Linked DNA regions of Homo sapiens: region 2 is linked to region 1. Evidence: read pairs that join two places in POLR2A ChIA-PET (ENCODE). Cell type or tissue: PC-3. All regions are shown on one strand. Each heading gives the region's core, and the rest is flanking DNA. Links, peaks and the distances in the headings are about the cores only. Region 1 has its middle 34 kb from the start of ADAM11. Region 2 overlaps GFAP (glial fibrillary acidic protein).

Region 1 (4,381 bases), core at 263-4,262:
GAGATGGAGTCTTGCTCTGTCGCCCAGGCTGGAGTGCAGTGGTGCGATCTCGGCTCACTGCCAGCTCCGCCTCCCGGGTTCACGCCATTCTCCTGCCTCAGCCTCCCGAGTAGCTGGGACTACAGGCGCCCGCCACCACGCCCAGCTAATTTTTTTGTATTTTTGGTAGAGATGGGGTTTCACCATGTTAGCCAGGATGGTCTTGATCTCCTGACCTCGTGATCCGCCTGCCTCAGCCCCCCAAAGTGCTGGGATTACAGGCATGAGCCACCGCACCTGGCCAATTTTTTGTGTGTATGTGACAAGGTCTTGCTTTATTGCCCAGGCTGGAGTGCAGTGGCGTAGTCTTGGCTCACTGCAACCTGTTTCCTGGGTTCAAGCAATTCTGCTGTCTCAGCCTCCCGAGTAGCCGGGATCACAGGTGTGTGCCACCACGCCCAGCCAATTTTTGTATTTTTAGTAGAGATGGGGTTTCGCCATGTTGGCCAGGCTGGTCTTGAATTCCTGAACTTAGGTGATTCACCCGCCTCAGCCTCCCAAAGTGCTGAGATTATAGGCATGAGCCACCATGCCCGGCCTAAATTTTTTTTTTTTTTTTGGAGGTGAAGTCTTGCTCTGTCACCCAGGCTGGAGTGCAGTGGCGCGATCTTGGCTCACGGCAAGCTCTGCCTCCCGGGTGCACGCCATTCTCCTGCCTCAGCCTCCCGAGCAGCTGGGACTACAAGCACCCACCACCACACCTGGTTAATTTTTTTTTTTTTTTTGTATTTTTAGTAGAGACGGGGTCTCACCGTGTTAGCCAGGATGGTCTCAATCTCCTGACCCCGTGACCCGCCCGTCTTGGCCTCCCAAAGTGCTGGGATTACAGGCATGAGCCACCACGCCCGGCCCGGCCTAAACTGTGTGTGTGTGTGGAAATGGGAGAATTGCTGTGTTGCCCAGGCTGGTCTTGAACTCCCGGCCTTAAACTATCCTCCTGCCTTGGCCTCCCAAAATGTTAGGATTATAAGCATGAGCCGCCATGCCCGGCCACATATATGCTTTTAAAAAGACAATGCTAATAATGCCAAATTTTTTTTTTTTTGAGGGATGGAGCAATTATTGATGTCTTTTGGTTTCTCTTTATTTTCTGAATTGTCTCTATTTTAAAATAAGGAACTTGTAGTATCTTCATAACCAGAAAACAATAAGTAATTAAAACTCAGAATAACCCCCTCAAAAGAAGGCAATGGTATTTACAGTGGGAAAAAAAAAAGTCAGCTGGGTGCAGTGACTCACACTTGTAATCTCAACACTTTGGGATGCTGAGACAAGAGAATCACTTGAACCCAGGAATTCAAGACCAGCCTGGGCAACACAGTGAGAACCCCATATCCACAGAAAAATTTAAAAATTAGCCGGATGTAGTGGCATGTGCCTGTAGTCCTAGCTGCTTGGGAGGCTGAGGTGGGAGGATCACTTGAGCCCAGGAGATCCAGGCTGCAGTGAGCTATGATCATGCTACTGCACTTCTGCCTGAGTAACAGAGCAAGACCCTTTCTCAAAACAAAACAAAACAAAACAAAACAAAACAAAACAAAAACTAATTGAACTCTATGTACTGTAAGCAGGTATATTTATTGTCTGTAAATTATGCCCCCATAAAGTTAATGTTTAGAAGCTAAAAATGCCTTTAGATGGCCTACATTCATTTCAAAATGTGTATTCTGGCACCTAAGTTATAATCTTTATGGAAGTCTAATTCATGTACACTGGCAGTAGGGGTTCCTGGTCAATTTGCAAGTGTTCTCTTCAAGACAAAGTAAGTTCTCTAATTTTGGTGCCACCAATTTAGGATCTGGAGGTCTGTAGCCTGCTTTATCAAAGACAACAATTGTAATTTGGCTGAATAAATGGTTTGCTAAGCAAAGAGTAGACATATGTATATGCTTGTATGTGCACATATTTCTGGGAAGAAACGGTAGACTGAACAGTGGTCACCTATGAGGAGTAAGAAGACTCGGGAGCATGGGGGGGACTTAATTTTCTTTTTTTCTTTTTTTGAGATGGAGTCTCCCTCTCTTGCCCAGGTGATCTGTCTCGTGATTCGCCTGCCTCGGCCTCCCAAAGTGCTGGGATGACAGGCGTGAGCCACTGAGCCCGGCCCGTGTTTTTTTTTTTTAAGACAGAATGTTGCCGGGTACAGTGGCTCAAGCCTGTAATTCCAGGATTTTGAGAGGCCCAGGCAGGCGGATCAACTGTGGTCGGGAGTTCGAGACCAGCCTGACCAACATGGAGAAATCCCGTCTCTACTAAAAATACAAAATTAGCTGGGTGTGGTGGCGCGTGCCTGTAATCTCAGCTACTCGGGAAGCTGAGGCAGGAGAATTGCTTGAACCCGGGAGGCGGAGGTTGAGGTGAGCTGAGATCGCGTCATTGCACTCCAGCCTGGGCAACAAGAGCGAAACTCCGTCTCAAAAAAAAAAAAAAAAAGACAGAATGTCTCACTCTGTCACTCAGGCTAGAGTGCAGTGGCATGATCTTGGCTCACTGCAACCTCCGCCCCCCGGGTTCAAGCGATTCTCACGCCTCAGTCTCCTGAATAGCTGGGATTACAGGCGCCCACCACCACACCCGGCTAATTTTTGTATTTTTTGTCAAGATGGGTTTTCGCCATGTTGCCCAGGCTCGTCTCGAACTCCTGGGATGAAGTGATCCTCCCACCTCAGGACTCCCAAAGTGCTGGGATTACAGGAGTGTGCCACCACACCCAGCTTTTTAAAAAAATCTTTTATACTGTATATATTTTATCTTTCACTGTACCTTTTGTTTAGATATGTCTAGATATATAAATACCATTGTGTTGCCATTGTCTACAGCATTCAGTATAGACACACACTGGATGTGTTTGTAGCCTAGGAGCAATAGGCTATAGAGCCTGCGTGTGTAGTAGGCTACGCTGTATGGGTTAGTGTGAGTTCTTTCTATATTTGTACAATGACAGAATCACCTGATGTTAAGTGTTGCATGACTGTAACAGTTCCCACCCTGTACCATGTCTCTTCTAGGCCAAAGCCCCCTCCCCAGAGCAGACCCCTAGCACTCCACAGCAGGATCACAAGCTGGTCTCTGGTCCCAGACCCTGCGGATCCTTGTCGACGCTTCCAGTCTCGATCACTTCCCGATGGTTTGAATGTGAAGTCAACAATCCACGGAACAATTTGCACTTACTGTTTCTAGGGCTTTTGCAGTTAAAAGTGTCTTCAGTTTCCCCGATCTTCCTGCAGATGCCCCTGCAGTCAGAAGCTGAGTCTGTCCCTTCTCCCAGCAGCAGCTGGGTACAGGATCTAACATCAGTCTCTGCCTGCTGGGCAGAAGCCACAGCTGCAACGTGCTTTCAGAAAAATGGGCCAGGCCAAAGGAGCTCCCCGTCAGTGCTTTTCAGTGTTCCCAGCACAAAGATAAAATTACACTTCCATAGGAGTACACAAACTAAAAATAAAATTTAAAGAAAGCGATCTAGTTCTGTATCATTTTCCCCATGGTCGGGTCCCATTCGGGTCACTGGACATGCACTGAAATCGCTTATGAACAGCTGCTTGGTTCTGCCTCGCCTGGAGTTTACGGCTGTCAGCATCCCCAGCCCTCTGTGATGGCCCCAGGAGAGCCAGGCAGACAAAGATACTTGTGGCGGTTTGGCTGAGGGCAAAGACAAAGTCGGCAGTTCTTTCCTCCAGGCATGAGCAGGGGGCTTCCTTAGGTTTTTCTTTCAGAAGCCCCTATCTAGCTTAGAGTAGGCATAGCACGTCAAGGGCAGGGCAAGGAAATGCTGTGCCGTTTCCTTAGGATCCAGGGGGCGGGAGAAAAAGTCAATTGACAAAGAATGCTTGTCACCATGTCATGTCAGCAGCTCTTTTTCTGGTGCTTCCCAATCCTGAGTCACTTCCTGTTTCTAAGTTCCTCCAAGATGTCATTAACTGTAGGAAGGAGAAATATCTAAGTAATGACACCAACTCTTGCTTACATACAAGGTGAGATGATTCTTTTCACATGGGCCTAGTCATAGTCATGATCCCGAAGTGCTAAATGCGTATTTTATTTATTTATTTTGAGATGGAGTCTCACTCTGTTACCCAGGCTGGAGTGCAGTGGTGCGATCTTGACTCACTGCAACCTCTGCCCTCCTGCCCCAGATTCAAACAATTCTCTTGCCTCAGCCTCCCGAGTAGCTGGGATTACAGGCGCCTTCCACTGCGCCCAGCTAATTTTTGTATTTTTAGTAGAGACGGGGTTTCACCATCTTGGCCAGGCTGGTCTTGGAACTCCTGACCTCGTGATCCACCCGACTCAGCCTCCTAAAGTGCTGGGATTACTGGCGCGAGCCACCCCTCCCGGCCACTAA
Region 2 (4,381 bases), core at 229-4,228, 120 kb after region 1:
AGCCCTCCCCATCCCCAACTGTGTCTGCTAGAGTTGGAAGTGAAAGCTACTAACTTTAATTCTCTTTCTCTCCCTGGCAAGCAAGGCCCCCGAGTTTGAGGGTGAGAAAGAGAGAGTGTGTATTAGGATCCCATCTAGTGGCTTTGGTACCAAGGCTCCCCTTAGAACAGCCTATGGAGGGACTGAGGAAACGGAATTACATTCAGTTTCCTTGCTCTCCTCCAGAATTCCCTGGGGAGCTACTGGGAGTTGCTGGGAACCTTCTATGTGCCAGCCCCAGGCTTTCCTCCATGGCCTGGCCTTGAGAATCCCTGGGGCCAGCCAGAGCCTGACTGGGCCCAAATCCCTCCTTACCTCTCCATCCCGCATCTCCACGGTCTTCACCACGATGTTCCTCTTGAGGTGGCCTTCTGACACAGACTTGGTGTCCAGGCTGGTTTCTGCAGATGTGGGGAGAGGAGGCCTCTCATGGACTTTCAGGGCATGAGCCATCCTCTCCCATGCCCGGCTTCCCCATCGCACCCCCCTCCCCATCATGAGTATGAGAACCTATGCAACCGAGCAGAGAGAGCCTAGGCTCTTCCAAACGGGCTGGAGAGCCCCCAAATCCCAATAGTGCTGCTGCCAGAGTCCTGGCTGCTCTGTCTTCTGGCCTGGCTTCATTTCAGCCCCTCTGCAAGCCCTGGCCTGGCACCTGGCTTTCTGAAAACCCAGCACGGTATTGAAATCAGGAGACCAGGAGGGGTGCGGTGGCTCACACCTATAATGCCATCATTTTGGGAGGCTGAGGCAGGTGGATCACCTGACGCCAGGAGTTCGAGACCAGCCTGGCCAACATAGTGAAACCTCTACTAAAAATACAAAAAATAGGCCAGGCATGGTGGCTCACACCTGTAATCCCAGCACTTTGGGAGGCCGAGGCAGGTGGATCGCCTGAGGTCAGGAGTTTGAGACCAGCCTGACTAATATGGTGAAACCCTGTCTCTACTAAAAATACAAAAATTAGTCAGGCATGGTGACAGGTGCCTGTAGTCCCAGCTACTCAGGAGGCTGAGAGAGGAGAATCACTTGAACCTGGGAGGCGGAGGTTGCAGTAAGCTGCGATCGTGCCACTGCACTCCAGCCTGAGCAACAGAGTAAGACTCCGTCGAAAGCAGGCAAGCAAGCAAGCAAGCAAGCAGGAAAGAGAAAGGAAGGAAGGAAGGAAGGAAGGAAGAAAGAAAGAAAGAAAGAAAAAGAAAGATTAGCCAGGTGTGGTGGCTCGCACCTGTAATCCCCTTACTCGGGAGTCTGAGGCACGAGAATTGCTTGAACCTGGGAGGTGGAGGTTGCAGTGAGCCAAGATTGCACTACTGCATTCCAGCCTGAGTGACAGAGGGACGCTCTGCCGAAGGAAGGAAGGAAAGAAGGAAGGAAGGAAGAAAAGAAGGAAGGAAGGAAGGAAGGATCAGGAGACCAGAGCTCAAGAAGTCCCAACTTAGCCACCAACCAGCCACATGACTCTGGGCAAGTTAATTGACCTCTCCCAGCCTCAGTTTCCTCATCTGTAAAATAAGGATGATGGGGCCTACTTCTCTAGGTGGGAGAGAGGAGACAATTAACTAAAATAAAGGCTGTTAAACATGTGGCACATATTAGTGCTCAATACACATAGGTCCCTTTCCTGTCCCCTTTCCTCTTTCCTACTTCTCTCTGCCATTTATCTGTGCTTTAGTGACCTGTGACTATCTAGGATTTGGCAGTATTACCTCTACTAGTCAGCCTGGTTAGCCTTTCTGATGCTGAATTAAGTCCTGAGACATGCATATCTAGTGGTCCTAAATATTCTAGTCCAGAAGAAGAGGAATTTTGTTCCTTAGCTAAGAATCATTTCAGGGCCAATGCAAGTAAAAAGTAATTTAGCTCCCCCCTCCCCCCGCCCCGCCCGAGAGAGAAAAATATAACACGTCACATTCACTAATATTTAACATTAAGAGCAGGGAACATAAAACTTTATTCACTGCAAGAGCTGCGGTCCTGAGGGAAGAATCCTCTGAACTGAGTCAGCACTGAGCTGAGCGATGGAGCCTCAGGGATGAAAGAATAAAGCAGAGAGCCTGGCGTCCAGGCACAGCGAGACCCAAGGGGCCCTCCCAGTGACAGGAAGAGGTGAGACAGAGGCTGCTGCTTGCTCAGAGGCCCCAGAGCAGCTCCACTGCGCACCCAAGGACTCACCACCTTTACCACTAACAAGCTCTGCCAGTTTAATGTACAGTTACTCTGTACCACGTCCTGGGCTGGGCACTGCAGTTCCTGGGAAAATGACGCAGTCCAGGCCCTTTAGGGGAAGCCTGGGAAGAGGGAACTCAGGGGGATTGGGAGGATGGGGTGGGTGAGGCTCACTCCCTGTCAAGCTGGGCAAAGCGCCGTGTCTGAGAGGCAGGCAGCTAACCGCGAGCCGGCGGCGTTCCATTTACAATCTGGTGAGCCTGTATTGGTATAACTCGTATTGTGAGGCTTTTGAGATATCTTGTGACCTTGTGATTTTCCCCGTCTTTGGTGCTTTTGCCCCCTGTAGTGACAAGCAGTTAAAAAAACAAAAACAGAAAACACTCAGAAGGGCAGTGCTTGCTCAGGGATCTGCAGACAGGGCAGATGTCAAGCTCTCACCCAGTTCTGCTGTCGAATGGGGTGCAGGGAGGGGAAGAGGGACCAGGGCCTAGCAGGACAGGGGCAGCTGCAAGCCCCACCTAGAAGTACCCTGGTATGATAGGCTCTGGCTAGGAGCGCTGCAGTGTCACGAAGGCCCCCAGGGAGAGCTGGATCCCTTTGCCCTGATCCTCAGTCCCAGTCTGGAGCAACCTACAGGCCCTGGAGGAGGGGGCAGGACTCCAGTGCCCTTCCCACGAGGCCCTGCTGTACTGACCTCGAATCTGCAGGTTGGAGAAGGTCTGCACGGGAATGGTGATCCTGAAAGAAAGCAGAGGGAGAGGGCTGCCCGGGCTGCCTGGGACACCCCTAGGCTGGGTCTTGGTGCGGGGCCATCATGACAACTTGAACGCCCTTTTCCTTGCCAGGAAAGTCTAACTCCATCTCCTAGCTTTTTCCCCAGCAGCCAACGTGCTATCTGGAGTTCCAAACGTCTGCAAGGGGCTTGAGTGTTATCTGGGAGGGGCGCATGTCTATCTGAAGGAAGATGGAAAAGGGAGGGGAAAGTGGTGAAGAAAGTTCCAAGGAGGCAGAAGAGATGGGTGAGGTGAGGAGTCCAATCTTGGCTGGGAAGATGGGGAGTATGCCTCTTAGTTTGGAGGGTGACCCAAGTCCTTGGCCTTGAGGCCTAATCAATATTGGTTGAATCCATCCATCCATTCAGTCATCAAACATCTAGTGACTGCCTGCTATGTGTGAGGCAGGCACTGTGCTGGGCATTGAGGTGGGAAGGGATCTGCACACAAGGCTGAAAAAGACTCAGTCCCTGAAGGGAGCAAGATGAGCTCTACCGTGAGGCAGCAGGGAGACTTCCCCAGGGGCTGTGATGAGGGCTCACCGGTTCTCCTCGCCCTCTAGCAGCTTCCTGTAGGTGGCGATCTCGATGTCCAGGGCCAGCTTGACATTGAGCAGGTCCTGGTACTCCTGCAAGTGGCGGGCCATCTCGTCCTTGAGGCTCTGCCCCTCTTCCTCCAGCCGCGCCAGCGCCTCCTGATAACTGGCCGCCTCCCGCACGTGCCGCTCCTCCTGCTCGCGCATCTGCCTCTCCAGGGACTCGTTCTGTGGGATGGAGCCGGCCGGTCCCGCGGAGCCCCGACCCGACTTGGGGAGGTTTCGAGGCCCGGCCCCCGGCCCCAGGCCCCGCCTCTAGCCCGGGGGTAACGTTCAGGCCCCGCCCTCGACCCAGGTCCTCGTCCCTGGCCCTTCTCCCCTGGCATCTCCTGGGGTGGCCGTCCCTGCTCCGCCCGTCCCCGTCCTGCCCTGGCCGCGCTCACCGTGCCGCGCAGAGACTCCAGGTCGCAGGTCAAGGACTGCAACTGGCGCCGGTAGTCGTTGGCTTCGTGCTTGGCCTGGCGGAGCAGCTCCGCGTTGCGGGCAGCAGCGTCTGTCAGGTCTGCAAACTAGGTGGGGGACACATATGGGGGGCTGTGTGGGCCCATGGGCAGGCACGGGCTCTGGGAAATCAGGGAGGTGAGCAGCACCCCAGTTAACCCCAGGACGTTGGCCCTGGCTGGGACTTTTCCCAACAACTGTGACCCATGGATGCGGGCAGGGTAGCGGGCTGCCAGACCTCAGCACCTAGCACAACACCTGGTCAGCAAGCGAATGAATGAACAGTGCCACAGAATCCAGAACCTTCCACACTGACAGCTGCATCTGCGGGACTGAACGCTGTCGTCTTAGGCGAGCGGAG

What was found. ChIA-PET counts read pairs that join two places held together with the same protein. Peaks named below come from ENCODE experiments on the same cell type or tissue, not always from the same donor. Only the 100,000 strongest peaks of a DNase experiment are listed, where the experiment ranks them.
Region 2: POLR2A ChIA-PET joins it to region 1 with 9 read pairs; 5 of 35 experiments call an interaction of 5 or more read pairs at or near these places.

What each region holds. Positions count from the first base shown.
Region 1 is chr17:44,791,157-44,795,537 of GRCh38, forward strand. It overlaps a transcript of GJC1 not described here. Among named protein-coding and RNA genes, the nearest start is that of ADAM11, 34 kb to the left of the region's middle. In PC-3, for the core only: no CTCF peak of the experiment used is centred there; a DNase peak (open chromatin) is centred at 3,935; H3K27ac peaks cover 1,186 bases.
Region 2 is chr17:44,907,710-44,912,090 of GRCh38, forward strand. It overlaps GFAP (glial fibrillary acidic protein), which reads right to left. Exons shown (of 9, transcript NM_002055.5): 5 at 3,963-4,088; 6 at 3,527-3,747; 7 at 2,906-2,949; 8 at 355-440. Among named protein-coding and RNA genes, the nearest start is that of GFAP, 5.6 kb to the right of the region's middle. RefSeq lists an enhancer at 3,477-3,586 and a silencer at 3,797-3,866. In PC-3, for the core only: a CTCF peak has its summit at 3,551 (motif pointing right); a DNase peak (open chromatin) is centred at 2,082; H3K4me3 peaks cover 235 bases; H3K27ac peaks cover 1,614 bases.